5 separate regions of the Mus musculus genome follow, and all the other regions are linked to region 2. A link is a loop called in an ENCODE intact Hi-C map of the cell type or tissue named here. Cell type or tissue: left cerebral cortex. All regions are shown on one strand. Each heading gives the region's core, and the rest is flanking DNA. Links, peaks and the distances in the headings are about the cores only.

Region 1 (5,000 bases), core at 1-5,000, 76 kb after region 2:
AGGCGCATGTATGGAGGGGATGACCATGCTCTGACTTCTATTTGCTCTTGTAGAGTATAAAACATTTTTTAGAAAATAAAATAATAAGAAACACTCGGACTTACATTATTTCCTGTAATCACTGCATTTTAGAGTTGATGTGACCTCAGAAATGACCTCTAATTGTTCTCAAACATGACTGTGCAGTGGAACCTCCCAAACTTCCCAGCCTATTCCACATGACAGAAATCTACATTTTACACACCATTTCAAAGATAACTTTCATTTAGTCTTCTTGTAACCAGAGCTTGGGAAACTCCCTGGCATTTTACAGAGGGAAGCATTCCGTAGGCAGAAGAGGCCTGTACTAGTTCCCAGAAGTTGCTAAAAGCAGAGTCTGAGATCAGAACCAATTTTTCTAGAAGCCATAGATTATTGTTCAGAATGTCATACCCTGTTTAAGTCATTGTCTGAAAAATAAGGGAAAGCAGGAAAGAAAACAAGAAAGGGGCAAGAAACATAAGAAACAAACGAAACAAAATAACAACAAAGCCAAAACCCTTCTTGTCCAAAACCATTAGGCTATCCAGGGCACGTCAGCTATGAGTTAATATCATTCATAACTGGAGGAAAACAGCTCACTGAAGTAAATGTGCAAACAGAGAGCATGGAAGGAAAGCAGATGTACCGTGACTGCCAAGTCCAGCTAAGGGGCTGGGCTTAAAGGACCATCTTTAGTTGGGCATGGTGGCACATGTTTGTAATCTCAGCACTTGGGAGACTGAGGCAGGAGGGTGTTGAGTTTGAAGCTAGCCTGAGCTACACAGTGAGCTTGAGAACTTGACTCAAAAAAATGAAAATCAAACAACAAAAAATACAAGTGAAAAAGACCAGCGTTACCAGCCTTGGAAACCCAGCTTCAGAGGCTTTGCAGCATGGTGGTACCACCTGTGACCCATCACTACAGATGGTCAGGTGGGAGGTTTGTCACTGGTGTGAAGCCAGTCTGAACTACATAGTGCATTTCAGGCCACCCTGGGCTACAGTGGAAGACTGTTCAAACAGCCAAGAGAAAAGTCTGTCTATATTGTTGGTGAAGCTGCATTGCATCGCCTCTCTCTACCTAATGATATTCCATTGTAGGAGTAACCCTCAGTGGAGTTATTCATTCAAACCAAAGTAAGTTAACAAACCAACCAACCAACCCACCCACCCACCCACCCGGGTCTCATGGGGAGGGACAAGGAATCCGTTCAGTGTGCGCTGTTTCTGCAGAGCTGATAGGCCAGTATCAACAGAGGGAATGAAGAGCCTCTCAGTGTTCTGCAACAGTGAACTGTTTTGTATGTCTCCTCACACGTGTTCTTTGCATTACTGCGACATTTCAGTTACCCATCTCAGACAACCCTCCACTGGGGTTCACCAGCCCCAGCAACATTTATAAAATCAAATCAAATCAATATTAAAACTAGTCTGCAGAGGAACAGCCTCCATCAGAGATGACTTGCCGCCTAGGGGACACCTGACACCCACGCTCATTCTCTGCTACTGAAAGTGCGGTGGAGCGAGCACTCATTAGCCTCTGTGAGTAGAGGCCATAAAGGTTGCCGAGTACAGGCAGATGTCCCAGGTCTCTAAGGACCTGGATGGCAACGTCAATCATACCAACTCTCTATAACCCCACCTTAATGCTTATTAATTTGTCCAAGCTAGATTTTTAAAATTTGACCTTATAAGCAAGAGACATATCACTTCTAGTCTAGTCACTTAGCTTAAGAGGAAGGCACTAAAGGAAATAAAGGCTCAGGTGTCAGAGATCCTCCAATTCAATATCCTTATGTGACTGAGGTCACAGGAGGGAGAAACAGTTACAGAAGCCAGTCTTCCCCACAGGGCAAACAATGCAAGGTTTGCAAACTGTTGAAGGAAAAGGAGGACAAGCCCGTCTTCTGTGATGTCACCTGCACAGCATAGACATCCCCCAAGCAACTGTATCATTTCATTAGTGTTCAATGATAGCCCTTTCATACGTAGGTTTTCCTGAATGTGTTGAATGAAAACTTGATTTTTTTTACACAGAAGCACCATTAATTTTAACATATTACTTCTACATCTTTACTCAGTCTATGGTTTAAAAATATGTTTTGTCTGGGGCTGCAGAGATGGCTCAGTGGCTAAGAGCACTGGCTGCTCTTCAGAGGACTAGAATTCAATTCCTAGAACTGGCATGCAGCTCACAGTCGTCCATAACTCTAGGTCCAGGGGCTCTGACACAGTCATACATGCAAGCAAAACACCAATCCATGCAAAATAGTTAAATAAATAAACTATTTAAGATATAAAAATATGTTCTGTCACATTGGCAATGTGATAAAGTCGTTATTCTGCTACACCCATGTTGATTGTTATAGACCTGATCGTATCCAGCTTTGATAAGAGCCCTATGTTTGTTGTAAGTAATCTTCATTCTTTCCGAAGTCAGCTGTTTTCAAACTCGAATTCCTCCTGCCTCAAATTTCCAAGTACAGGGATTACAGGGTGTGTCACCATGCCTGATTATCAGCAACTCTTCTCGATGCTTGAGCTACTGTTGATTATTGATAGGCCACAGGTGTGTGTACGAATTATAGCATTAGTTTGTATTACTTCATGTCTTAAATCACTTCTGCTGGTGTCTTAGCTAGTTTTTTTCAAATGTCTGATCGCCATCTGCTGGCAAGAACAGGAAGTAAGTGTTCACATTCTCTACTTACGAGGCCTTCTTTGACCTGCTTACCATTACCACACCCATGGGACCTCCGCTGAACAGCTCCCCAGCTGTTTTTAACATATAAAAACTACAGTGGTACTGAAGTGAGGGGATACCACACCAGAAACCCAAGAACACACCAGTGTACTGAGGCTGACAGGATCCTAAGATCAACGTGGGCAACAGGGTAATGATTTTAAAAATAAAACCCTACCTAAGAAAGCACTATTACCCCACTCCAGGCCACAGCTTTGACTGATCCTCACTCTCACCTTACTTTCTCCTTAGGCTGGGAAGGGGTTCCCTCCAGGTCCCAGTGTGGATCCTGCAGGCTTCCAGCAGTGTGCTTGCTCACTCTCTCTAAGACTATATGGATTCTTCTTCCCTGGACTAGACTGCAAGCTTTTGGCAGACAGTGGCTCATCCCTGAGAAAGCTGATATACATGCACTGGGGTGTCAGCTCACTGCATCATCAGCTCCATGAATACAAGGCAGATACAAAGACAACTGCAGAGCTCTGCTCCAGGGACTCAGGCCAGTATTAACTAAGATATACTTAGGAGATACACACACTCTCTCTCTCTCACACACACACATACACACACACATACATACATTTTTAATTACCTCCAAAGGGAGGTAATACTTTAAATCTATCTCCCTTCCCTTCCCTTCCCTTCCCTTCCCTTCCCTTCCCTTCCCTTCCCTTCCCTTCCCTTCCCTTCCCTTCCTTTATTGTTTTTTAAGACAGGGTTTCTCTCTACATAGCCCTGGCTGTCTTGGAACTCACTATGTATATCAGGCTAGCCACAAACTCACAGAGACCTCCCTGCCATTGCCTCCTGAGTCCTGGGATTGAGGTATGTACCGCCACACCTGACAGTAGATAACTCTTTAGGGTATAATAGTTAGTGATCCATGGGAGATGATTTGGAAGAGGGGATCTGTTGGATTTTATTTGATTATATCTGGGAAGACTGTACTCAGCAAGAAGTGTAGAAAGATGACGACTGTGTGTTTTGGTGTGTGTGTGTGTTGCATGCCTTTAATGAATCTGTTGTTTAAGGCCAATCTGGTCTACATAGTGAGTTTCAGACCAGCCAGGGCTACATAGTGAAATCTTATCTCAAAAAGAAAGTTGGCAGAGAAGATTCTAGAATTGTCATTAAATAGGAGTAATTAAAGATATGGGGTCTGGGCTAGGGAAGTGGCTTCGTGATAGAGCATGATACCCTGGCCTCTACTCCTGGTACGACAAAAACAAACAACAAAGCATGAGAAAATAAGCCACCCAGAGAAAGGCCATTTAAGACGAGACAAGATCTCGGCTAGTCTGATACGACCAAGACCGTAGGCATACTCTTACACAGCTAAGGTATGGACGAGAAAAGAAAAGAACCAGGAACAAGGACATCAAACAGGAGTTTCTCCTAGGACAATGCTAAACAACAGAGCAGTGCACCCCAGCAAGTCTTACTATGGTAAGCCAGTACTGCAGGACCCAACAGGTTTCGCTCTTTTTGGAGCTCATCAGCTGCAGGTAACGGCCAGATCTGATATATACACCTCTGTGGAGGGTCACCATTCCTTAAGTTTCCCATCACACTCTGCTATTTACTCCAACAACTCTTGGCACTTCCTCAGTGTGAACTGATACATACTTTATATTTAGACTCTTACACTTTGTGTATGTGTAAGAGCAAGTGTGTACCCACTAGGGATCGAGCCAAGGGCTTCTAAGCCACATCTCCAACCTGTGTACTTTTATTAAAATAGCCAAAAGCTGTGTGAGGACAGCACAGCTGTCCAAAGCCTATGCTGTTAGCTGTCCCACCAGAACCACTGCAGCAGACTGACATTACACTACAGCTTAGGGGACCTCCAGCTGCCAGTGACATGGCTGGTTCTGCTTTTTCTGGTCCCTTAGACTGTTCCCCACCTCCCTTCTTTTATGCTTCTAACACAAAGTAACTCTAGAACCACGGTTAATTTGATGCAAACACATCTTTCAGCATACATTTACTGAATACTCGCTGCGGACCTGGCACAACCCCAGCAGGCATAAACAAACACATACTCAACACTGGCGTCCAGGGCAGAGTGAAGTGCACGCTAAAGGTGGTAAGAGTGGGTGAGGACTACATACACATTTCCTTTCTATACAAAAAACATTTCTGGGAACCGCAGGAAATAGATGGCTGTAGAAGATGACATGGGAAAGACTTGATTACATGCTATTCTCAACTGTGAACCACATGAATAATAAAAAAA
Region 2 (6,336 bases), core at 597-5,596:
AATAACAAAATTAATTAACTAGTTAATTAATTAATCTACCCACTGTAGACCACCAACCAGAGACCCCATCTCTGCTAGTTACCTCCATTGAGATATTAACCCTGAATCCTATCCATCAGGAACATGTGTAGCCCCAAGCATTGACCCCCCACTAAAAGGAATCCAAAGTCACATTCCTCCCTTGCTTTCTGTCATTAAATTGTGAATAATAATGCATTTACTTATTCTCCCACTTAAAAAGTTGTTTAAATTCTTTGAAGAATCTTGCAAGGCAGCTTGGCTAGACAGCAGGCAGGACAGTCCAGTGCCTCAGGTGGGCAGGCAAGGGTCTGCCATTCACCTATCTTTTGGTCCAGCAAGTAAGCATTAGGATTGATGGTGTAGTCCTTGGTCTGGACATCGCTGGCTGTGGTGACACCCCCACATACAAATACCTTGCTGTCTCCAATGGAGCAGATAGCATGGGATACATCCAAGGGACAACTGTTGGGCAACAGAGGTACTGAGGTTGTCGACTTGTTGGCCTTGATCTTCTGTAAGTTGATTTCCACGCTCTGCCGGTGGCTGTGTACACGAAGGATGTTGTCCTGATGGAACGAGAGCAGGGGCCGGTGGTTGAATTCGATGGGGAAGGTGATACACTGGACCACTTCCCCCGTGCAGGTGTCAAAGCAGTCCACTACACCGACCCGGGAGATGTAGCCCTTCACCAGGCATCGCCCAGTGACAATGTACAGGTTCCGGTCACCCTTAGTGATGACTGCTGTCCCGTCCATAGGGATGCTCATCTTCCCCGCCAAGCACCAGGCTTCCTTGCGTTCATCATAGCGATAAATGTTAGAGACGTACCGGCGTGGGGCAATGCTCCCACCCACTGAGTAAACTGTTCCCCCGCAGGTCACCATGGTGTGGAAGACAAGCCCAATGGGCAGGTCAGGTAGCTTGGTCCAGGAGTTGTCGTCCATGTCATACCGCCACGCTGTCTTCAGTCCTGAAATCTGCTCAGTGGTGCCACCGGATATGTAGATGTAACGGCCAGCAGCAGTGGCACTGAGCGCGGCTGCCCGGTATGGCATCTCTGAGAGCTTCAGCCACAGGTTCTCCTGGATGATATAGGCAAACACCCCATCGTTGAACTTACCGTGGGCCTTCTGGCCACCCAGGATGACCACCGAGTCAAGCAGGGCCCCTTTCCGCTGGTAGCTCAGCAGGCTGCACGGGCGCTCCTGCTTGCGGTCCATCAGGACACTTTCGATCAAGGTCGCGTGGGCAGAGTTGTTCTCCAAGCCAACCAGCTTGTTGCTGGCAAACATCAGCGTCTTGTTGGAGACCGCATTGAGATTGATGTAATTGAAGAACTTCTTGAAGTATTTTTCCCGCTCCTCCTTCCGGAAGTACACCCAACTGATGAGTGCGCTGAGCGCCTGGTCCTCGTTGAGCACGTGGAGGTTTTCATCCCGGAGCAGGCGACCGAAGATGACGGGTGGGCAGCGCATGAAGTGCATAGAGCCCTCGGGACTGGCCCAGAAGTGGAAGTTGTCACGAATGCCAGAGTAGGCCAAGTCTGATACTTCTTTGAGCTCGAACAGCTCAGCCAAGAAGAGGTAGCGCAAGCAGTTGACGCGGCGAATAGACTTAATAAGGAAGTCATTGCAGTGAATCCGAAGGCGTGGGGTATTGAAATACTGTGCGCCCCGGAGCAGCTCCTCCACGTTCTGCTCTGAGATCACCACTTTGCCGCTGTAGAAGTAATCCAGGAGCTGGTCCACCGTGGCTGGGCTCAGGTAGTTGGGGTCGATGGTGATGTAGAGTTCATCGGTGGTCTTCATGTCGTTGCTGGAGATGAGGCTTTTCACTAGTGGAGAGACGGCAGCCAGCACGTTGCGATGTGCGAAGAAGACATGATGGTCCACAGTCAGGGCCATGTCCCAGTACTCTTTACGCTTCCTCTGTTTGTTCAGGTTTTGCAGCACAAAGCTGTTGTAGTTTTTCTCTGTGAATTCCAGTTTCATGGTGCTTCTTGTTGGCCGAGACAGAAGATTCGTAGCAGGTACCGGAGGGCAGACTTTTCCAGGCCTTTGGGGTTTGTACTGATGGTTGTTTGCAGAGCAGCTGACCAGAGAGGAGTGGGCGTGGGAGAGAGGGTGACGTCATAGAATGGATGAGGTCATCATAATGTAGCCCCCTCCCCGCCCCCAGGCCTTTCTCTCCCCAGAGCTTCAGAGGAAGCTCTGGAATGGGGCCACGGTGTCCCCCTGGGCCTTTCAAGTCACAGTCCTCGGCTTCGCCGGGAATGTTCGAACTGGTTTGGGTGGGGCAGAGAGCAGCTGTGGAGAGGGAAAATTTAGGGTGGGAGGAGAGGTTACCATGATCTAGAAGCCTCCCTTTTAACCAGAAGGCTGAAGTCCTGCTGAGGAAGGACTCCCCCTGTCACAGAGGCAGTTAGAGGCAGAGCAAACCTGGAACTCCCACAGTGTGGGGCGTTACAACCCTTTCACCCCTTCAGGAAGTGGGGACCAGACAGTTTTCATGGTTCAATTCTTAGGCCCTGAAGGCCCTTTTTTCTACCAAGGTTCCTGGACGTCTGAGAAGACAAACCCTCTGGCTTCTGATCTCTGTAGTCAGAATACAGTTTTCATGGAGAAGTGGGTGACACTCACTGGAGCAGAAATGGAGGGGCCAGCCAGCCCTAGGAAGATGGGAGGACTTGGAAACGCCAGTACCAGGTTTCCAACCTCCCATACCAGGTTTGGAAACTTCCCATACCAGGTTTCCAAGTATCTAGTAAAATGCTGGGGAAATGCCTGATTCGGCCTCTCCACTCCGAGTTTCTTAGACCAGTTCACTCAGGCCTCAGATTCCTCTTCTGTGAGATGAGAATACTCGCTTCAAAGTGCAGCAGGCACAGCGCTTAGCTTACAGCAAACGTTCCAATAAATGCCAGTTCTTGTTTCTTAGTTGATATAACCACAGCTGTGGGCATCCCCGAAGCCCTCGACGGGTTATAGGAGCCTGCTTCGGCCGCACGGTGGCGCTGCAGGGTCACCTCCTGGCCAGAAGCACGCCGCCTCCGTGCTCAGCTTCTCCAATGGCGTAGAGAGGAAACTCACCCGCCCCGGGGCGTCCCTTTCTGCCTGCTTTGTCCCGCCTAGGGCTCCTTTGTGTAGGAGCGACTCTGAAACTCATACGTCTGGACCCGGGGCTCACAGTGTGGCAGACCCACACCTGTTCTCATTTTACAGATGTGGACAGAGCCCGGCAATGGTGTATGACCAAAGCCACCCTGGGACCTCTTAGGAAGAACCGTGCCATATGGTCACTTGTACTGGTCAGGAGGACCTGACTGCAGACCCCATCTCCACTGTGGGCTCCAAGCCTCACTCCAGACCTTCTGGTCCTCCTGAACGCCCCTCCCAGAGTGACTGTCAGCTCCATACCCACCACTCTCCAGCCCTCTTGCTGGCTTGGATTCTCATTCATCTTTCCATCCCACACCTAGCCTTTTCCTTATCTAGGAACTTGGTAATTTAAAGTTTGTTTGTTTGCTTGTTTGTTTTTGTTACAGGGTTTCTCTGGGTAGCCTTGGCTGTCCTGGAACCTCTATGTAAACTAGGCTGGCCTTGAACTCAAGAGATCTACCTGTCTCTGCCTCTCAGGTGCTAGGATTAATTGAAGTTTTGTTTTTTTTTTTTTTTTAAACAATTATACTTTAATAGTGAAGTTACACATCTTGATACCTGACTTCTGGGGCAGATAGTCTCTTTGGATGTGATGCCTGTGAAGGGGTTAGAACTTCTGTCCCCCTGCTTGGGGTACTTAGGTTCCAGCCCCACTTCAAAGAACTCCCTATGTGGCTGAGCTCAGTTCCCCACTACCTAGTCTCTCTCTCTGTCTCTCTCTGTCTCTCTCTCTGTGTGTGTCTCTCTCTCTGTGTGTGTGTCTCTGTCTCTCTTTCTCTCAGGGAATTTCAGCTCTGCACGCTTCTCCAGGTCTCATCACCTGAGAAACAGGGGCCACTTGGCCAGAGGAAGCATCGTGAGTCTGATAAGGATGCCTGAATCCAGTGGCATCCTGACTGTCAGACCCCACTTCCTGGGACATTTACCGGAAGCAGAAGGTCATCAGATCCCAGAGCACCAGGACAGAAATGAGCTCACTCACCGTATGCCTCCAGCTGGAGATCATGGAGGTCTGGGAGGATCTGACAGACCTGACTAAGGCCTGGAGAGAAGAGGCTTGTTCAACCGGAGAGCATTTGCCACAGTTTCCGGTCTTAGGTCTTAGTTGCAAAGCTCCCATCCTCAACAAACTCAAGACTCAAAGAATCCCATTACTCGGCAGGCAGAAGCAGGAGGGACTCTGAGCTCAAAAGTTTAAGGTCAGCCTGGGCAACATAGACCTTAAAACAAAACAAAAATTGGGGTGTGGTGCTCCACATGTGTAGACCTTAAAATTAAACAAATAGTGGGGGTGCGGTAGTCCATATGTGTCTCAGATTTCGGAAGGCCTAAATTTAGGCCAGCCTGGGGCAACATAGTAGACTGTCTCAAAGTTAAAAATGTAAAAGCTCATTAAACTGGGCCGGGGACAAAGCTCAGTGGGTAGAATGCGTGCCTGTCACGCACAGAGCGGTAGGTTGGATCCTGAGAACCATGCCAACTTGGTATAGTGAGCCATGCCTCTAATCCAAGCACTCAAGAGATAGGAGCAGGATGATTGGAAGTTCAAGGTCCCCTTTAGATATATAGTCTTTAAGTTCTAGGCCAGCCTGGACTACTTGAGATTAAAAAACAAACAAACAAACAAACAAACAAACAAAAAGAGGTGTTTGCACAGTTGCTGCTGAGGTCGCTCTGTAGGCAGAATGCCTGCCCAGCAAGCCTGACCACCCAAATTCAACTCCTGGAACCCACACAAAGGTAGTCGGACACGGTGAGCCCACAAAGTTGTCCCCTCACCTGCACACTCTATATGCAGTTTTGTTTTGTTTAGAGATGGTGTTTTGGTTGACATGGATGCATCTGGAAAGAAGGAACCTTAGCTGAGAAAAATAACCTCATATTGGCCTGTATGCAAGTCTGGGAGGTAGGTGTTGCTTGACTCAGGATCAGTGGGGGAGGGCCCAGCTCACCGCTGCTGGTGTCATCCTTGGGCAGCCAGTAGACAGCACTCCTCCGTGGACTGTTTGAGTTCCTGCCTCTAAATTCCTGCCCTGCCCTCCTCAGTGAGGGACTGCTACGAGAAGTGTAAGATGCAAGGGCCCTTTCCTCCCTAAGTTGCTTTTGGTCAAGGTGTTTTACCACAGTAATAAGACACCTACAACACGGGGTCTCTTTATGTAGCCCTGCCTATTCTAGAACTTGTTAGGTATCCCAGGCTGGCTTGGAACTCATGGAGAACCATCTGTGTCTGCCTCTGCCTCGGCTGAAACTAAAGGTGTGCACCCCTATGCCTGATCAATAAAATGTTCTTTACAGTTAAAAAAGGAATGAGCCCAGGGCAGGAGAATTGCCAATTTGGAGTCAGCTTAGTCTACTACCTAGCAAGTGCTGGGACAGCCAGGGCTACTCTGTGAGACTGTCAGAATTTGCAAGGGAAGGTGGGTGTGCCTGTGCCCATCTGCTCAGCCAGTGTTGCTCGCTGGCTCTTCTCCAGTCCTGGAAAGCAGCTTTTTCCTTAGTCCCAACCAACTGTGGAACAGACGCCAGCTTCGAGAGTGGCTTCATGCCAGCTCCTGGTTCTATGCAGACATTGGTACTCCTAGGGATGGGCAGGAAGTTCAATGGCTGTTTGCTTGGTTCAGCCAGGAAAGGGCTCCTGCCAGGTCTCCCACTTTCCTCCTGCCCTGATCAGCATTTTCCATTTATGGGATTTTCCTGGGAAGGAGACCCTAATATTTTAATTTTTATAGATTGACATCATCATATTGCAAACCCTTAAAGATAATTAGGGCATTTTCAAAGATATACAGAATTACAAGCAGGAAGCTCAAGATAGCTTCTTGGTCTTCAAAGCATGAAGCATGGTACTTGCCCCTAGAGCCTCAGGTTTGCAATCAACGGTCTTACCTTCCTTTCAGACAGATTCTCTATAAGTTGTCCAGGCTGGCCTTGAACTTCCCATCGTCTTGCGAATAGCTAGGATTCTAGGCTCACCTGCCTTTACCATTAATAACTGAACTACAGAACATATAGCTTAGGTTTGCTGGGCCTCTATTTTAAACTCGCACCATTGGTACGTTTTTCAGTTCCGCCAGTAAATTCTCTCCATGTGTCTGAGCTCAAATTCCTTGTCCCTGGTATGCCCTCGGATCAGGTAGTCTATTCATCTGTGAGC
Region 3 (5,000 bases), core at 1-5,000, 56 kb after region 2:
GCCCTAATTAAATGTTGTCCTTGTAAGACTTGCCTTGGTCATGGTGTCTGTTCACAGCAGTGAAACCCTAACTAAGAGAGGTAGTAATAATAACAATACCTACACAAGGAGGGACTCAGATGACTAAGAGATAATGTGAGGTAATGTGCCTGGCACACAGTCAGAGCTCACGGAGATTAACACTCAGGCCCTTCTCGGGAGGCTTCCAAAAGGGCACTTTACAAGTCCTAGTACTCCCTGGTTGTGGTGGTGCCTGACTGTAATCCTATCACTCAGAAGACAGAGGCAGGAGGATTATTGCACATTCAAAGTCAACCTGGGCTATGTAGTGAGCTACAGGCCATCACAAGATCTGACTTAAAACAAAACATTTCCAACCCCCCCCCCCCTCAGCATTCTGTAAAGATTAGAAAGTACTGTCCTGGAATATAGGATGTGTAGATTGTACTCTTCAGCAAGAACTCATCTAGTACTCTTTGTGCAAAGTGAAGACAACCACGTTCACAGCGTGCTAAGACCAAACACTAGTATCCTCGAGACTCACTTTTTCTTTTTCCTCCGACAATACAAGACTTCTGGAGGTCGATACAGTGCATTTCCATACAGTTTTCCAAGAGGCCACTTTGTCCACAGGAACAGATCTTGTAGCAACCAACTTCCCCTGCAGAGGACGGCACCTGGATCAGTGTCCCCTGGCGGACGATGAAGTCAGAAGCTTCTCCCAATTTGCAGCCTGTACAGAATACAGACAAGAACAGGACGATGAACTGATAATATCGTCCTATGACAATGAATCACATTAGACATACTTCATGCTAATAAAGTCTTCCAGGACTGTGTAGCTGTTAAAGATTGTAAGAGTATGTTACAGAGTTGGAGAGACGGCTCAGCAGTTAGGAGCACTGGCTGCTCTGCCAGAGGACCCAGGTTCATTACTCAGCAACAATGTGGTGGCTCACAACCTTTATTGCTCCAGTAGACCTGACACCCTCTTGTGGCCTCTGTGGGCACTACACTCACATGGTATGCATATATAGTTGCAGGTAAAACACTAAAATACATGTTTTTAAAAAAGGTTATGTTATAGAACTTTTACCAATATAAGAAATTGATTTTGCTCACTGGCCAAAAGGTATAACCTCTCAAATGAAAATTCCATGTCTTACGCGTGATTAAGGACACATACCCCAAATAATTTAGTACAAAACTACTATGACGATACATAGCTTTGGCCAAGTACAGAAATATACACCTGTACTTCCAGAACTGGAAAGCTGAGGCAGGAAGATGGCTTGGGCTACTATGTAGTGAGACCTTATCAAAAAATAAACAATCAGAGGCTGGAGAGATGGTTCAGTGGTTAAGAGCAATGACTGTTCTTCCAGATATAGGCTGTCAGCATCTTTATTCAACCAGTAGTTTTAAACTAAGGAGCAAGGTTACACAGCATCACTTGGTGTACATGAGGACTTCCTCATCCCTGGGGGCCACCAGACCCTGGGAGCCAGTATTGAGCATTACAATACCTAGCAAGAGATTAAATCTCAACATATGTGTCTTTGTTTGCATAAATATACTTTTTTTGTGTGTGTGGAAAACCCTTAAACATTACATAAAAAGATAGCACAGAAAATGTCCTTGTAGCCCGGGTAAAGACCCCTCCTCTAAGGAAGTGCCAGCACATGCCCCATGTGCATACGGCACTCACAGTGCCATCTCTTACCTTGAACACAGGAGTATGGAAGGCAGGGATCTGCAGACGGACACCCCTTCCGGTTCACTTCACAGAGCTCGTTGGCTGGGCAGGGGTTTGGGTTACAGGGGTGAGTCACTTCTTCTATGATGTTTCCTAAAGCACTTGGCCCTGAAAAGCCCAAAACTGATCAGTGTAATCAATCTAAAAGAGTAGCGCATCTTTAAGTTACCCGGATCATCATGACTGGAAGAGATGGAGAGCTCACAGGCAGAAAGTAAGGCCTGAGTCTAACCAGCCCTAACTAAACATTTGGATTTCTTCATTTGTCAGCTTATCACAATGTACCCAACCATTCACTTACTAATGGGGACCTACAATACAGTTGGCAGGACCTGGGTACTAGATACACTAATGAACAAAACAGACAAGCTAACATGGAGTTCCTATCTGGAAGAGAATAAGATCAACTCAGATAACTTCAGTGGCCAGCAGTTCAGAGATGGGACTTGCCTGGGCTATGGTGATCAAATACATGTTTATGTGTTGAATAATAAATGGCCATCTGTTATGGAGACCCACAACACAGTCATATCTACCTTCCAACATCCTGCCAAGGGAGAGCAGCATTGCAAGCACATGTGGTATTTAAGGAGAGTGCTGCTGTTCATGCTGGAGTGTTGTCTCGTTTCCTTCCTGCTGAAATCATTTTCTCCAACACACACTGCTGTAGGCTGCTAGCATTGTGAATTAGCAGAGACAGAGGCTGCGGGAGCCTTCTCGCTCAGCCCCATCACTCTGGGCAGTCTTACCTAGAACTTGGGAGGGGATCTTCCCAAGGTCACAGGGGCAAAAGCTAGGGCATGTTCCATAGTCTCTATCCTGAGAGCCCAACAGATACTGCCTGTTATACACTCACCACCCTTTCTTCTCTATTTGTTTAGTAGATCCTGTTTTTATTCAAGGTGGTCATAAACCCAAAGCTAAAAAGACAACCCTTCCAAGTTTTCCATACACTTATAAGCATCCCCTGAGATTATAATAGAAGGTTCTTCACCTCCCTTTTGCCAACTAGAGTGAGTTGGATAAAGTGCCAGCATCCTTGGCAGGCCAGCGAAGTGCAGGGAACAGAGTGAGTGCAGGAAGGCTGAGAAGCCTGCATTCCTGATGCTGCACCACCATAAACATCCTGGCCTACTTGCTCTGAGTCTTCCTGTGCTTCTAACTGCTCTGTTATTGGCAGTTGGGCTTAATCCTAACTGGAAAAGCAGCAAGTAGGCTTTTCTGTTGGCCAGATAGTTTATGGCACTGGCGCCCCCTGGTGGCGGCCCAAACACTTAAGGGCATGGCCTCACTGGTCTCACTGCTAAGGAGCTCTTTGTGCAATTCCTCCCTCAAGGAGGTACCAACCTACTGCTGTAGCTCTTGGCAGAAGTGTCTGTCAGGAAGAAACTCAAGTAGTAAGACAAGTTCCACTTCCCTGTGCGAGCCCAGGGGAGAGCTCTTTCTTCCCTTCTCTATTTGGTAAGTGTAATCCAGGCCTGCTCATGTTCTGATATATGGATGACAAGAGCTGACAGTTTCCTAGGGGGAATTCCACGTTCTGGTCACATCATGACTTCTGATGACATTGTCTTCCGCTTCCATCTTTACAGTTCCTGACTGGCAAATAGTTCATCTTTCCTCCGAAAGATAAACTACAGCTTCTGCTTACTCATTTTAAGATAGCAATGACAACTTGACAGGGTCTAGTCACTTAGGGGACAAAATTCTGGACCCTCAGGGGAGAGATTAGCCCTACCCTATTGGATGGCACCGTTCCATTAGTTAGGGGCCTGGACTGAAGAAGGGAGCTGAGCACAGCCTCTGCCTCCGAACGCCTGATGATCCTGCTTCCCAGTCCTGTTGCCATGGTTGCCCCTGTACCCTTGAACTGTGAGCCAAGTAAACCCTTCCTCCCTTTAAACACTTTTGTTGGGTGTTTCTTGCCACAGCAACAGAAACATAACGAATGCAGATGGTATCTTCAAACAATAGTTCCTCATCCTAGGCAAAGAACAAGAGCAGAGACCATGAGAGAAGCCCTTGAGCTCTAAACTCAAACCCACGCAGTCCTTACTGAGGTACGTGTCCAGAGGGATACAGCTCTCCAGGTCATCTGCAGGGGACAGAAACTCACAGATACTTTCAGCTGTGTGTTCTTCAGGGAATTTATTCTGGTCTCCACATTTCTTGAGAATCTCTACACAATCTGATCTTGAAAGAAAAAAGAACATTTTGTATTCATGGTTCTGTCTCACGTTGTCTGGTCAAAGCTGTGTTTCTTAAACCTCTCAGAAGCGTCCATTACCTGCTGAGCTTTCCCAGCAGTCACAGGGACTTCCAGCTACACAGTAAACTTCCAGCTACAAAGCCTAACTTCCTGTAATCTGAGACTTACATTTATTGCTCCAAGCATGGTGTCGCGTCTACCCCCTTTAAAAGGAACTTGAGCTGGCCAGTCTGCTTTGCAAACTGTAAGCCATTTTCAAGGCCCGAGGCGGTTGCCTCTGCTCTCCTTCCTTTCCTCCCTTTCTCATCTTAAGATCTTTTAGTTATCACTGTGGTGTTTGGCTTATAATAACCAGAGAGTTTCCAACATTTTTTTTTTTTTTTTAGTTTAGGGCTGGAAAGCTGGGCACATAGTTAAAAGCACTTGATGCTCTTGCAGAGGACATGGGTTTAGTTTTTAGTATCTACATGGTGGCTGAAAACCATCTGTAACCCCAGTTCTAGGGGTCTTCTGACCTCCGTGGGTACCAGGCAAGCATGTGGTGCATGCATACATGTAGACATAAGACACACACGTCTTTCCTAGTTTTTCTTAGTTTTGAGGAAGGCTTGGCTCCTTAGCTGAAGGAAACCTTCATGAGCACATCCTTCCCATGTGTGACCTCTGACTTATTATCACATAGTTAGACCTCAACCTCTCCCTTATTCAGCTCATTCTTGAGTCATGTCAGAAAACTCATTAAAAGCCAGGCATGACAGCTCATACCTGTCATCTCTGCTCAGGAGGCTGAGGCAGGAGGATTGCTATGAGGTCAAGGCCAGCCTGACTATAGATAGAGTAAGGCAGGAAGACTCCAAAATCAAAATTAAACCAAATAAGAAAAGTTAAAAAATGATCTGGACGGTAATTAATCTGAACTGAGCAGCACTGAGCCGCACACCAAGGGTTTAGGGCTTGGTGTGGACTTGGTCTTGGAAAAGCAGACGCCTGGAGAGCAGCAGAGGGCTGTGCAGTGAGGGTCTGCTTCTCCCACCA
Region 4 (6,336 bases), core at 665-5,664, 220 kb after region 2:
AAACCTATTAGGGGGAGTGAGATGGCTCTCCTAGCCACAGGCTCATCCCTACTCACACAAGGAACGAGAAGAACCAGAGGACACAGAAATTCCCCTAGGACTCTCACCTGCCAGGTCTTATTTTCCTGAAGATCTAAGAAGAGACAGAGAGAACTCTCTACCCAGAGGTCTTCTGGGTAAAGATAGTCTAACAACTTAATGTCATTTTAACACGGCCAAACTAAGCTACTCTTTGACAATTTATGGCAGCTTATGGAACATACTAATAAATTAAGGTTAAGCCAAGTGTGGTAGTGCACACCTGTAATCCCTGTACTCTGGAGGCTGAGGCAGGAGGATTGCAATCTGGAGCCAGCCTGGGCTCATAGTGGGACTCTATCTTTTTTTTATATATATTTTATTTCTTTACATCTCAAATAAATATCTAATTATGATAATCCAGTAGAAAACTGCACAAATGATTATATTATTTTTAAAAATATGTTATTTTTTTTCTTTTTTATTACGTATTTTCTTCAATTACATTTCCACTGCTATCCCAAAAGTCCCCCCCACACACACACACACTCCCCTACCCACCCATTCCCATTTTTTGGCCCTGGCATTCCCCTGTACTGGGGCATATAACGTTTGCCTGACCAATGGGCCTCTCTTTCCAGTGATGGCCGACTAGGTCATCTTTTGATACATATGCAGCTAGAGTCAAGAGCTCTGGGGTACTGGTTCGTTCATAATGTTGTTCCTCCGATAGGGTTGCAGATCTCTTTAGCTCCTTGGATACTTTCTCTAGCTCCTCCATTAGGGGCCCTGTGATCTATCCAATAGTTGACTGTGAGCATCCATCCACTTCTGTGTTTGCTAGGCCCCGGCCTAGTCTCACAAGGGACAGCTATATCACCGTCCTTGCAACAAAGGCTTGCTAGTGTATGCAATGGTGTCATCGCTTGGAGGCTAATTATGGGATGGATCCCTGGATATGGCAGTCTCTAGATGGACCATCCTTTTGTCTCAGCTCCAAACTTTGTCTCTGTAACTCCTTCCATGGGTGATTGTTTCCAATTCTAAGAATGAGCAAAGTGTCCACACTTTGGTCTTCGTTCTTCTTCAGTTTCATATGTTTTACATATTGTACCTTATATCTCGCTATACTAAGTTTCTGGGTTAATATCCACTTATCAGTGAGTACATTTCATTTGAGTTCTTTTGTGATTGGGTTACCTCACTCAGGATGATGCCCTCCAGGTCCAACCATTTGCCTAGGAATTTCGTGAATTCATTCTTTTTAATAGCTGAGTAGTACTCCATTGTGTAAATGTATACATTTTTTGTATCCATTCCTCTGTTGAGGGACATCTGGGTTCTTTCCAGCTTCTGGCTATTATAAATAAGGCTGCTATGAACATAGTGGAGCATGTGTCCTTCTTACCGGTTGGGACATCTTCTGGATATATGCCCAGGAGAGGTATTGCGGACTCTATCTTAAAACAACAAGAGGCCGAGGTGGGCAGATCAGAGGGAAAACCAACCACCATACAAACATGAAGACTTCAATTTGGATTCCCTGGACCCCAGGACGTCAGGTGGCTGTGGTGGTCTAGGAGACAGAGGGTCCCTAGTAAATCGGTGTGCTCTAGGTTTGAGTGAGAGATCCTGACTCAAGAGGAAGATGGTGAGGAAGATGCAGGGGGAGGGGGCAGTTGAAGAAGACTCCCAGTGTCAACTTCTGGACTCACACACATGGATGCACAGATGTACACACATGCACATGCATGTACACCACACACACATATACATGCAAGAAAATAAAAAGAGAATATAGAATTTGGATTTGACATTGTCTGTATTCCAATAAATACATATATTCTGAAAAAAGATTGGTGAATGAGCAAGAGGAAGGGGGCAGAGAGAGAAAAAGGAAAAGGGACGAGGGATGGAGAGAAGGATAGAGGGAGGACAGGAGAAGGAGGGAGGAGAGAAGAATGGGTTGTGACTGAGTATGTCTGAGTGCTTTTCAGTGACACTTCTACAAGTTCTTTTTCAGAAATTCTCAGCACCTTTTGATAAGAGTCCACTGTGAATGTCCAAGAAGGTAAAAGCCGGTAACCGCCGTGGGTACCGCGATTCAGCACTACCGACACTGAAAAGCAACTTCTCACTGAGGGGCATGAGCAGTTAGCTTGATCCCTCTCGGTTCATTTCTCCACATATACCATTACCCAGTGTCATAGTTGCTGTTCTGTTACCATGATGAAACACCACAACCAAGGCAACTTATAAAAGGAAGCGTTTAATTGGAGGTTTGCTTACAGTTTCAGAGAGTGAGTCCATGAGTGTCATGGCAGGGAGTGTGGCAGCAGGCAGACATGGTGCTGGAGTAGTAGCTGAGAGCTTAGGTCCTGATCCACAGGCAGCAGGAAGACACAGAGCAAGGGTGGGCAGGCTTTCTGAAACCTCAAAGCTCAAAACTCAGATATCGGTGACACACCTCCTCCAACAAGGACACACCTCCTAATCCTTCCCAAACAGTTCCACTAACTGGGGACCAAACCTATGGTCCTATGGAGGCCACAGTCGTTGGAATCACCCGCACCTAGGCTACTATAAGTAGCTACATAAGTCGATCAGCTACTATAAACAAGTGCTTGGCAGATAGCACAGCAGAACCAGGGATGCTACCAATGATGTAATTGTATTGCTGCTAAGTGCCTCATGATCTGCAAAAGGGAGTGAGAATAGTCCCTGCCTATAACAGTAGACACAAGATGGATAAGAGGGTCTGAGATGCTGATGGGGGATATGTTAAATTCTGAGAATATCAGAAGAAGACACACACAAAGAGAAAATTTAGAAAGTAAATCCAGTTGTAAGAATATATATTAAAATTTTTATTAAAATTATATTTAAATCCTCTGAAGTGTTGTAAGAATGAATTGCCTACAATAAGCATATGTACACACACACACACACACACAGAGTTTAGAGATAGGACTCATTGTAACCCAAAACTAGTTAAGGATACTTCAAAGCCCTGATCCTTCTGCTGACACCCCCAGAGTGTTATTATTATGGACATGTAACACCCGGGTCAGTTTTAGAATGTTCTCCCTCTCCCTCTCCCTCTCCCTCTCCCTCTCCCTCTCCCTCTCCCTCTCCCTCTCCCTCTCCCTCTCCCTCTCCCTCTCCCTCTCCCTCTCCCTCTCTCTCTTTCTCTCTCTCTCTCTCTCTTCCCCTTCCCTCCCTCCCTTCCTCCCTTCCTTCCACCTTAAGGTGGGTCTCACTATGTAGCCCTGGATATTCTAGAATGTAAACCAGTCTAGCTTTGAACTCACAGAGATTTGCCTGCCTCTGCCTCCAGAGTTCTGGGATTGCCTGGGCTAGGATACATGCTTTTAAAGTAGAACTTCATTTTCTTAACATTAGTTTATTAAGCTCTGAGTTGTAGAGTCAGCCTATTAAACAATGTACCACAGCGAATGCACAAGCCTGACATCTAGTGGCCATTCCAGCCAAATTCAGGCATTTACAGAGTCCTGGCGTGAAATTCAGCAGAGGTTCATGTATGTAACTAACTCATTAGAACTCTGTCCAACGGCCCTGACCTGCTCAGCCTGCATCGCTTCACACCTCCAGCGAAGGGCAACTCAGTGTTTCTAAATTATAGCTGCTTCATTCACGCCACCCAGCAAATCTTCCTGGAGTTGTAAAGATGTGCTCTCCGGTAGCTCCAGCTTCCAGTCCTCGGTCAGCTTTGTGCCTCTACACAGTAAACTCCGGATCTCTTTCCTTCTGCGTATGAAGGCAGTCCCGCTGATTGTAAGTCTCTCCCTCTAGAGCCCCAGCACCTCCATTCGTGCTAAAATCTCCTGGTATCTGCTTAATGCCAGATGATAAACAGGACACACCAAAACCAACAAAAATACCTCCAATCAGGGTCAGTGGGTTTGTTTGTGTTGTTTTCTCGAGGTGTTTCCTTGTTTTGTTTTGTTTTGTTTTTTTCCTAGAAGCCAGTCTCCAGAGAAATGTTTTATGAACAATTCCAAATTTAAAGTTTCTCTCCTTTGGTTGAAACATGCAGTGCAGGGGCTGGGGACAGAATTTGGGGGGGGGGAGGGTTGGGGAGGCTCTCTGCTCAGCTGAGCCTTCACGCTCACCCCAGGTCTCTGTTTTACTACCAACCTCTAGTTAGATACAAGTAACCACTGCAAAGGAAAAAAATGAGAAGTTTTGTAAAAATAGCTGAGACATAAAATAGAAACTTTGGGAGAACATAGTCTAGCGATAAGAACAGGTCGAGTTAGTCAATGAAGACATATGCCCTAAAACTCAAATTAACTGAGGAGAAATTGAAAGATTTTCCGAGTTCCCCATCTCAAGATGTTCTAACTTCAGATGTTTCTACAGATTAACATCAACGGGGGAGGGGGGCATTCAGGGAGCAAAAAGCTTTAAGATTGTCCAAATTAGTTCAGAACACACAAAAAGATGTCTTCCAAACTCCTTTAACCAAGTCAGCAGAGCACAGTTACCAAACATGATAACATGAGCTCTTACTCAGCGAGCTTCTCCCAACCCTCCATTTATTTTCAGTGTAAAGTGGAGCCATCAAGGACATCCGAGGCATAATTCTCTACACTCCTAGGCAAAGGGAAGGAAATCACCTCAGTAGACTCCCAACGTTACTTGAAAAGATTAAAATAAACTTTTGAATTTTAAATAGTTTTCATAAAATATTGATAATTTTAATAGAAATAACTGGATGTTTCTAATATGCTAGGTTAGGAATTATTAGCCAGTGCTTGCTCAGAAAGTAAATCAGATTCATTAGAACTTAACAATAATGTGGCCACATCTGCTGGTACAACCTGGGGGTCTTGAAATGATTCCATATTGACTGGGTTCATATTCTCTGAAGTTAAAGAATTAAAAGGCAGGAAAAATCTGAGTCAGAACAGGTGACTGTGGAGAAACCAAGCATGCACGCACGCACCCACACACGTGCATGCGCACAGACACACAAAAAGACAAAAAGACCCTCCGAGAAGCAGACAGCAGACCCCAAAAGTGGAAAAACCCAGTTTCTTCTCCAAGTCTGGAGCCTTAACATCTCTGCAGTTTTCCTCCCTATTCTAGCCTTGGTTAGTTTGAAAGCAGATAGGATGATTGACAGACCACAGAGATGCTGTGTGACTTGCCCTGGCCCAACTTTGAACTTGTTGAGCCAGCTTGGCAGCATGCTGCCGGGATTTTTGTCTCAAGTCTAGAGGCTGAGGAAGAAGTTGGCCATCTCTGAAATTCCCCATCTTTATTACCTAGCCACACCCCTCCTTATCCAGCTGCCTACCTCGGAGTCCTTCTAACTCCTAATCTCTCATTTGAGGGCTCGCCCAGGACAACCAACATATTACAGACTGAAATCCAAACTAAAGAATAATTTTAATATTGATAGCTTACATATTAATGTGTTTATGCTCAGTTAAAACTGGAAATTCGCCCCAAAAAGAAAATTTTTATTTTATTTTTAATTATGTGTCTACTTGTCTGTCTGAGTGTGGGTTTGTCCATGAGTACAGTGCCTGATGAGGCCAAGAGGGGGCATCAGATCCCTTGGAGCTGGAGCAGAGTGGTGTGAGCCTGAAGTGTGGGCTGGGAGCTGAACTTCTTGCCTTCGGAAGGTGATGTGTGCTCTTTGCTGCCAGGCTCTTCCTCCAGTCATTGCTCTGTGTTGTTTTTAAAGACAGTCTTATATAGCTCAGGCTAGCCTTAAACTTGCTATGTAGCCAAGGCTATCTTTGAAGTCATTGTCCTGCCTTTACTCACAAAGCACTAGAATTACAAGTGTGCACTCACTCCCACCTGTACCCCAAGCTTTCAAAAAGAGTTTTGTTTTGTTGGATTGGGGATTGTTTTGTTTTGTTTAGGCTTTTTTGTTTTGTTTTTGTTTTTATTTTAGTTTTTGTTTTTGTTTTTTTCGAGACGACAGGGTTTCTCTGTGTAGCCCTGGCTGTCCTAGAACTCACTCTGTAGACCAGGCTGGCCTCAAACTCAGAGATTCACCTGCCTCTGCCTGCCAAGTGTTGGGGTTAAAGGTGAAAGCTACCACAACCTCCCCCCGCCCCCCACCCCCTCCCCCCACCCCCAAAAAAAAAGGAATTTTTAAAAGCCGCAGGGAACTGACAAGATGGCTCAGCAGGTAGAGGCTGCCACCCACCAACCTCGGCAACCGAGTTCAGTCCCAGGTACTGCATGGTGGAAGGAGAGAACCAACTCTTGAAAGTTGTTCTCTTACTTGCATTTGTGGACGTTGCATGCACACGCATGCTCTCACACGCGCACGCG
Region 5 (6,336 bases), core at 580-5,579, 240 kb after region 2:
ATTCTTAGTTTATATCTGTGAGCTTTTTGTCTCCTTAATGTCTGTGTACCACTTATGTGCCTGATGCTTACTCTCGGAGTCTGAAGAGGTGGGCCGAGCTTGAGTTTTAGACAGCTGCAAGCCTCCATGTGGGTTCTGAGAATCAAAGCCTGCCTGGAAAGGCAGCCATGGTCCTGGTTTCTGAGCTGTCCTCCATCCCATTAGTTGTATCATTAGCTGAAGAGTTCCACCTGGTGACCTTCTGAGACGTGAGTCTCAGACAGCGTGCCACCAGCACCTCTGGGCATACACCAAAGAAGTCACTCTGACCCCAAGTAAAACCCGGTAGTTTGCCAATATTTTCACCAGTTAGGAATTAAAGGAATTTAGTCATAGGACTTGAAAATAAATTGAAGTCTCTTTTTAGCCATATTTTGTTTTTAGTGGCGACCAAGATCTCATTCATCGCAAAGCCTTTTCCTAGGCATGAATGCCTGTGTTTGAGCCAGGAATCACAAGCGATTGACTATGACCCAGCACAGGGTGGGGTGGGATTCCTGGCACCTTTTTTTTTTTTTAAGTAAAGGAAAAAACAACTGAGCAGAAATTGTTACTTTCAAAAGCTTTTTGTGGGAATGGAGATGAAAGAGACTAGTTTTTAAAAATTCCCTTATTGCAAGAATTATAAACATGATTGTGTGATGCCAAGAAAAAAAAAAAAAAGAGTTCCAGGTCAATAGTCATGTGACTTAGATTTTACCTTTAGGGGGATTAACTAACAAGGCAGCTTTAGTTTGCTAACTTTTTAATCTAATGGGCTCTGGATTCAAATGTTTACTTTTGAATTCTAAATATTTGCTTTTGCTGAAGCTAAGCTGAATTGCCTGAGCATCGCAGCCCATACTGAAGACCAGTCTGGTTGGAGATCGACACAAAACCTACTGTGGACCTTTAAGCAAATGTATTATGAATCACTCCCTTTTAGTGGATAATTTTACCATTATATAGAATAAACTTGAAATTTTGAATTAAACGAAATCTTTTTTTAAACTAAAATTTTAAAGTTATCTTACAACGTAATGGGTTTCATTAGGCACACAAATCAAGTGACGTGAATGAATAAAAAGGCTGGCTATCTTATCTGAAAGAAACTCTGGGGCCAGAAATTCTCCGTTTGGCCTATGGAATCCCAAGCATTTAATTTAACAGGGCCTGCTGCGTCAAAGACGACCAGGCGCCTTAAGTTAACTTGATTTCCTGATAAATAATAAATCCTTAAAACACTGGGGATCCTGTGGTTTTCTGCTGCTCTAATTGAATAGAAAATATCAATGACAACAGTAGTAACAAGAGACCAAAGCTTTACCTTAGAGTGCCCCGAATCCCTGCTGAATGTTGATTTTTCCAACATTTCTCCCTTTATTTGAGAGATATTTTTATTCCCCTGAGCTCAAGCACATTGGATGGGGCAGGCAGAAGAGGGTGTCTTATCCCCTAGAGTTAAGGGGTTGCAGGTGGTTGTGAGCTGCAGGACCAGAGTGCAGGCAACTGAACTGGCTCTGGAAAAACCGCCAGGCTGAGCCATCTCTCCAGCCCCGCCCCTTACTTTGCCCGCGTCCTTGCACCTGTCTAAGGGCCCTCCATTATTTCTCATTTGTTTAAATTTTCTTTATGCTCTATTCACAAACCTTTCCTTTACAAGATCCAAATGCATTTAAGATTCGATCCTCTGACCCTTCTCAAAATAATAAGCTACTTTATGTTCCTGCTAGAGTAGCTCACAGAGCACTGAACTGAGAGTACAAATGAATCCCCCACCCCCACCCCCACCCCCACCCCCACCCCCACCCCCACCCTCGGCAAGGTCCCGGTCTGCGAATCCCTCCTCGGCAGCCCCAGCTCTTGCTTCCACAGATAAGCAAACTGCATGAGCAGACAGCGTGTCGAAGATTCATTCATATCCAGGAAGTTCTCCTATTCAGTTCAAATCCCACCTCTCTTGGTTTCGAACCAGGTCACTCTGGCACAACCAGATCTTTGCAAGCTTATAGTGGTCAGTTATGAATATAGGAAAATAAGAATGAAAACTTATGTAGAAAATTGGGCTCTCGCTTGAGAGTTGATTGTACTAAGAACTCATAATTAAATGTTTTAAGACGTGACAACACTGTTTTAGTTACACTTAAAATAATAACATCATTCTTAGAGCTATTCAAAATGTTTGTGGGTTGATAGAATTTCAGGAATTAACTTTGTAACTATGAGTGAGGTGCATGGGAGAATACACCAGATAACTGTGCTGCAAGTGGCCAAACAACAGGTTCATGTGAGTATATCAAACTCTGGGAGGTTTTAGTGCTTTTAGCGGGTTTTTTTGTTTTTTGTTTTTAGTTTTTTTCCCCCCTCTAACAAAACAAGACTTACAATCTCAGCCCTCAGGAGGCTGAGGCAGAAAAATCCCAAGTCTGCAGTCAGCCTGAGTTGCATAGTGAATTCCAGGCAACCTTGGACAATTTAGTGAGACCCTGTTCCAAAAAGCAGAAAAAAAAATAAAATAAAATCAATTTAAATATTAGGAGTTATTTAATACCTGGTGGTGGAAGCAGAGGCGGAGGCGGAGGCGGAGGCGGAGGCGGAGGCAGAGGCAGGCAGATCTCTGTGAGTTCAAGGGCACTCTGATCTACAGAGCGAGTTGCAGGACAGCCAGGGCCACACAAAGAAATCCTGTCTTGAAAACAAACAAAAGTTATTTTATATGTACAAGCACCTGGAGCATGACCGTTAAAAGAGAAAGATTTGGCACTTGCTACATCATGGATCAACCTTGAAGATGTTACATTGGATGAAATAAGCAAGTTGCAAAAGGAATGAGAGCGACCCTGCTTACAGGAGAGAAACCTAAGTGTTTAATTCAGAGACAGAAAGGAGCATGGTTGCCAAAAACTGTGAGGAGAATTACCTCTGAATCGGCTCAGAGTTTGCGTAGGATGGGCACGGTTATGGAGACGGTGGTGAAGGTTATGCGGTGTTGAAAATGTTCTGGGTACCACTGAACTCTCCACTTAAGTGGAAGGAGATGTGAGAGAAAGATGCCGCTCAGTGGGAGGTGGCCCAGCAGCTACAAAGGCCCGTGTTCAATCCCTGCTAACAGGGAGAAGCAGTTAAAATGACTAGTTGTTGTGTTGCACATGACTTACCACAGTTTGTAAAAGACGTAGGGATTACAGAGATGGTTCCGTGGTTAAAAAATACAAATAAAATAAGCCTCAAAAAAAAAAAAAAAAAAGTTTAGAGGGAAAATTTTTCCTGGTTTCTCCAAACTGCACAAGTGTGTAGCTCTCTAAATGTACACATAGTGGCCTCTAGTGGCCACTTGAGTAAACTACAGATCCTTAGAAGGTTGATTCAGAGCAGCCATGTCCTTTATTTCTCCATTATCAGTGGTTACTAGATTTCCATAATCCACCGCCACGATTAATTTTTAATGACAATTTGTATAATTTTTCCAATATGTAATGCAACAACGATACCACCTACGACATAACAGAATAAAGTGCATTCTGTGCTTGCCAAAAAGTGAGGGTCAGAAACCTGTGTCGAAAGACTCTATGTAGAGGGCTGGAGAGGTGGCTTGGTGGTGAAGAGCACCGACTGATCTTCCAAAGGATCCACGTTCAATCTCCATCACCTGCATGGCGGCTCACAACTGTGTGTAACCCTAGTTCCAGCAGATTCCATGCCCCTCCTCTGACCTCTGAGGGCATCAGGCACACACACATGCTACACAGACATACATGCCGGCAAAACATCCTTTGCAGCCCCCACACCACTCCCACATTCCTGCATCTGGATATTGCTAAGGTCTTTTACTGGTCACAGGCCATTACTAAGCTCACGATTATACCTGATACCCTACTAGTGGCCATTTAAAAATAAGAACTAGCAAAAGAAAGTGCTACAACATGCTTCTTTAAATAGCTAGAACTGAACCTGGGACCTTCGCACACTAGCCCAGTGCTCTAGCATTAAGCTTTTAACCCCGACCATCTTGGCTTTTTATTTGGGGGGGGGGGGATTCATGAAGTTGCTCCTGCTGACTCTATCTAGCTCACTCTGTAACTCCTGAAATCCTCATGCCTCTGTCTCCTGAACAGCTGGGATTACAGGCTGAGTCATAAAGGTGAGCTTCTAGCTGACCTTATCCAGAAATAATGCACTCAACAAACTGGAGTAAGTGTTCCGGGGCTGAGCAGAGGACTTGGACTTTGTAGATGGGGTTGGGGAGAGCTGATTTGGAAAGAACAGGCTTATAACCCTGGCCTTGTGGCCCGGTGGCTTCGAACTGCTTCAGCCCTAAGAATAAAGTTAACTTCGTAAGTTTATACACATAACACACACAAATCCTTTGAAAGCTATCAGGAAAAATGAGCAAACTTTTGAAAGCCACAAAACAGCCCTTCAATCAGTCATTTTGACAGGTGGCTCTGTTAAGCTTGTCAGTGGATCTGAGTTTTAACATGTGTGAACTTAGCCGGGCATGGTGGCACACTTGGGAGGCAGAGGCAGGCAGATTTCTGAGTTCGAGACCAGCCTGGTCTACAAAGTGAGTTCCAGAACAACCAGAGCTGTATACAGAGAAACCCTGTCTGGAAAAACAAATAAACAAACAAACAAAACATGTGTGAACTTTCCAATAATGATTGCTGCTGTTCATTCCCAAGAGTCTCAATAGTCACTATGGGACTACTTGGTAAAGTTATAGGTGAAGCAGAGAGAGAGGCTCGAGTCGGAAATTACTCTAAAATCTGAATAATGCGTAAGAGTAATATTGATTTCAGAGGCAAAATCTAGACGAGGGTGAGTGGACAAAAATGTTTGATCACTTAAAAAGAAAGCAAAAGCAGTGATATAGATCCACAAATCTATATCATCTGCTGTCGACCCTGGCAGCCTGAGTTCAGACCCCTGTGCCCATAGTAGAAGGGAGAGGCAACTCCTGAATGTTGTTCTCCAAACTCCACACATGCACACAGCGCATGCATACACACAGCACATGCACACATGAGCACATGTCCACACACGAATTAATCACACACACACACACACACACACACACATTGCAATTCTTTTTAAAGGAAACAAAAGCCAGGCATGATGTTGTCAGCATATAATCTCAGCACTCAAGAAGTCAAGTCAGGACGATCATGAATTCCAGGCCAGCCTGTGCTACATAGTGAATTCCAGGCCAGCACCAGCTTCAGGGTGAGCTCCTAGATTCAAAACAGACAGATAAACCAAGAATAACACCAGCAAGGACAACCTCCGGGAAGCAGGCTGCCCCTGATAGGATTGATGGCTAGTGTAAAGTTCCAGGCAAACTCTTAATACTTTATTTAGTCTGAGCTCTCTCCCTCAGTACACAGCACCCAGACCAAGACCACCAGATGGAGCAGTTGGAGCATTTGTGTTGTAAGGCTTACTTTTATTTTTAAAATGTTTTCTTTTAAATATTGTTTGTGAGATCTTTCTCCATTTTTAAGTAAATGTTTAAACCTGGCCTTTATTTTATGTAAATCCCCTCCACTGTTTTTGAGAAAGAGGCTAATAATTCCCAGGCTATCCTTGAACTTTTTTGTTTTTTTGGTTTTTTTTCCATTGTTGTTGTTATTGTTGTGTTATTTTTGAGACAGTCTCACTATGTAGCCAAGGCTGGCCTGGAACCCACAGAGATCCTCCTGCCTCTTTCTTTTGAGTGCTGAGATTAAAAGTGTGCATATAGGCTACCACCACACTTGGCCTGTTTTGTTTTTTGAGACAGGGTCTCACATAACTCTGAGCGTGAATTTCTGCTCCTCCTGCCTCCTTCCCAGGGTTTGGGATTGCCAGCTGCCACCCAAGCACCCGCCACACCCAACTCGCCCCCTCCCCCCTCCCAGCTCACAATCTGGAAACTTTCTCTGGAGCCACAGGCTTTGAACTTTTTTAAAGCAGCAGACCCTTTCCCAAAACAAAAAGCCACTGACTCGGAAATATGGGGGTGGGGGTGGGGTAGGAATTTTGCTTTTCTTTTTGTTTAGCTTTGAAACCTGTAAATTTTTTTCTTTAAGAAGAAAGACAGAAATGAGTCTCCATCTGAAAGAGATAGAAAATAGAAAATAAGCCATAATTCTGACCTCAACTTTCCACCAATTTGCAAATTGGTGCAAATATCTTGGGTGGGGTGAGGCGGCGTTTGGGAGTGTCTGCATCAGCTTCCTCCTCTACAAACTCTACAAACTGTTGCTAATACAATGAGAATCTAGGCTTGGGGGCAGGGCCAGGCGGGACGAAGAAAAATGGCAAGGGGCTTTGCACAAG

What was found. Hi-C counts contacts between places; a loop is a spot of excess contacts. Peaks named below come from ENCODE experiments on the same cell type or tissue, not always from the same donor. Only the 100,000 strongest peaks of a DNase experiment are listed, where the experiment ranks them.
Region 1: a loop joins it to region 2, with 7 times the contacts of the local background. A loop is called at or near these places in 16 of 42 quality-filtered maps.
Region 3: a loop joins it to region 2, with 9 times the contacts of the local background. A loop is called at or near these places in 39 of 42 quality-filtered maps.
Region 4: it touches region 2 in a loop (1.9-fold over the local background); 5 of 42 quality-filtered maps call a loop at or near these places.
Region 5: a loop joins it to region 2, with 2.6 times the contacts of the local background. A loop is called at or near these places in 9 of 42 quality-filtered maps.

What each region holds. Positions count from the first base shown.
Region 1 is chr4:43,904,359-43,909,358 of GRCm38, reverse strand. The region is part of intron 6 of Reck (reversion-inducing-cysteine-rich protein with kazal motifs); the gene reads right to left. Among named protein-coding and RNA genes, the nearest start is that of Reck, 31 kb to the right of the region's middle. In left cerebral cortex, for the core only: a CTCF peak has its summit at 2,694 (motif pointing left); a DNase peak (open chromatin) is centred at 2,692.
Region 2 is chr4:43,979,271-43,985,606 of GRCm38, reverse strand. Ccin (calicin) reads right to left here and starts at 2,103. Exons shown (of 1, transcript NM_001002787.2): 1 at 74-2,103. The coding sequence starts at 2,012. The coding sequence ends at 246. In left cerebral cortex, for the core only: a CTCF peak has its summit at 3,023 (motif pointing right); a DNase peak (open chromatin) is centred at 3,041; H3K4me3 peaks cover 406 bases.
Region 3 is chr4:43,924,010-43,929,009 of GRCm38, reverse strand. It overlaps Reck (reversion-inducing-cysteine-rich protein with kazal motifs), which reads right to left. Exons shown (of 21, transcript NM_016678.2): 12 at 3,813-3,949; 13 at 1,724-1,864; 14 at 545-733. Among named protein-coding and RNA genes, the nearest start is that of Glipr2, 31 kb to the left of the region's middle. In left cerebral cortex, for the core only: CTCF peaks have their summits at 994 (motif pointing left) and 3,007 (motif pointing left); a DNase peak (open chromatin) is centred at 3,010.
Region 4 is chr4:43,760,802-43,767,137 of GRCm38, reverse strand. No RefSeq gene overlaps it. Among named protein-coding and RNA genes, the nearest start is that of Olfr159, 7.0 kb to the left of the region's middle. In left cerebral cortex, for the core only: CTCF peaks have their summits at 3,499 (motif pointing left) and 5,586 (motif pointing right); a DNase peak (open chromatin) is centred at 3,500; H3K4me3 peaks cover 315 bases.
Region 5 is chr4:43,742,375-43,748,710 of GRCm38, reverse strand. No RefSeq gene overlaps it. Among named protein-coding and RNA genes, the nearest start is that of A630077J23Rik, 6.3 kb to the left of the region's middle. In left cerebral cortex, for the core only: CTCF peaks have their summits at 3,343 (motif pointing left) and 5,403 (motif pointing right); a DNase peak (open chromatin) is centred at 3,352.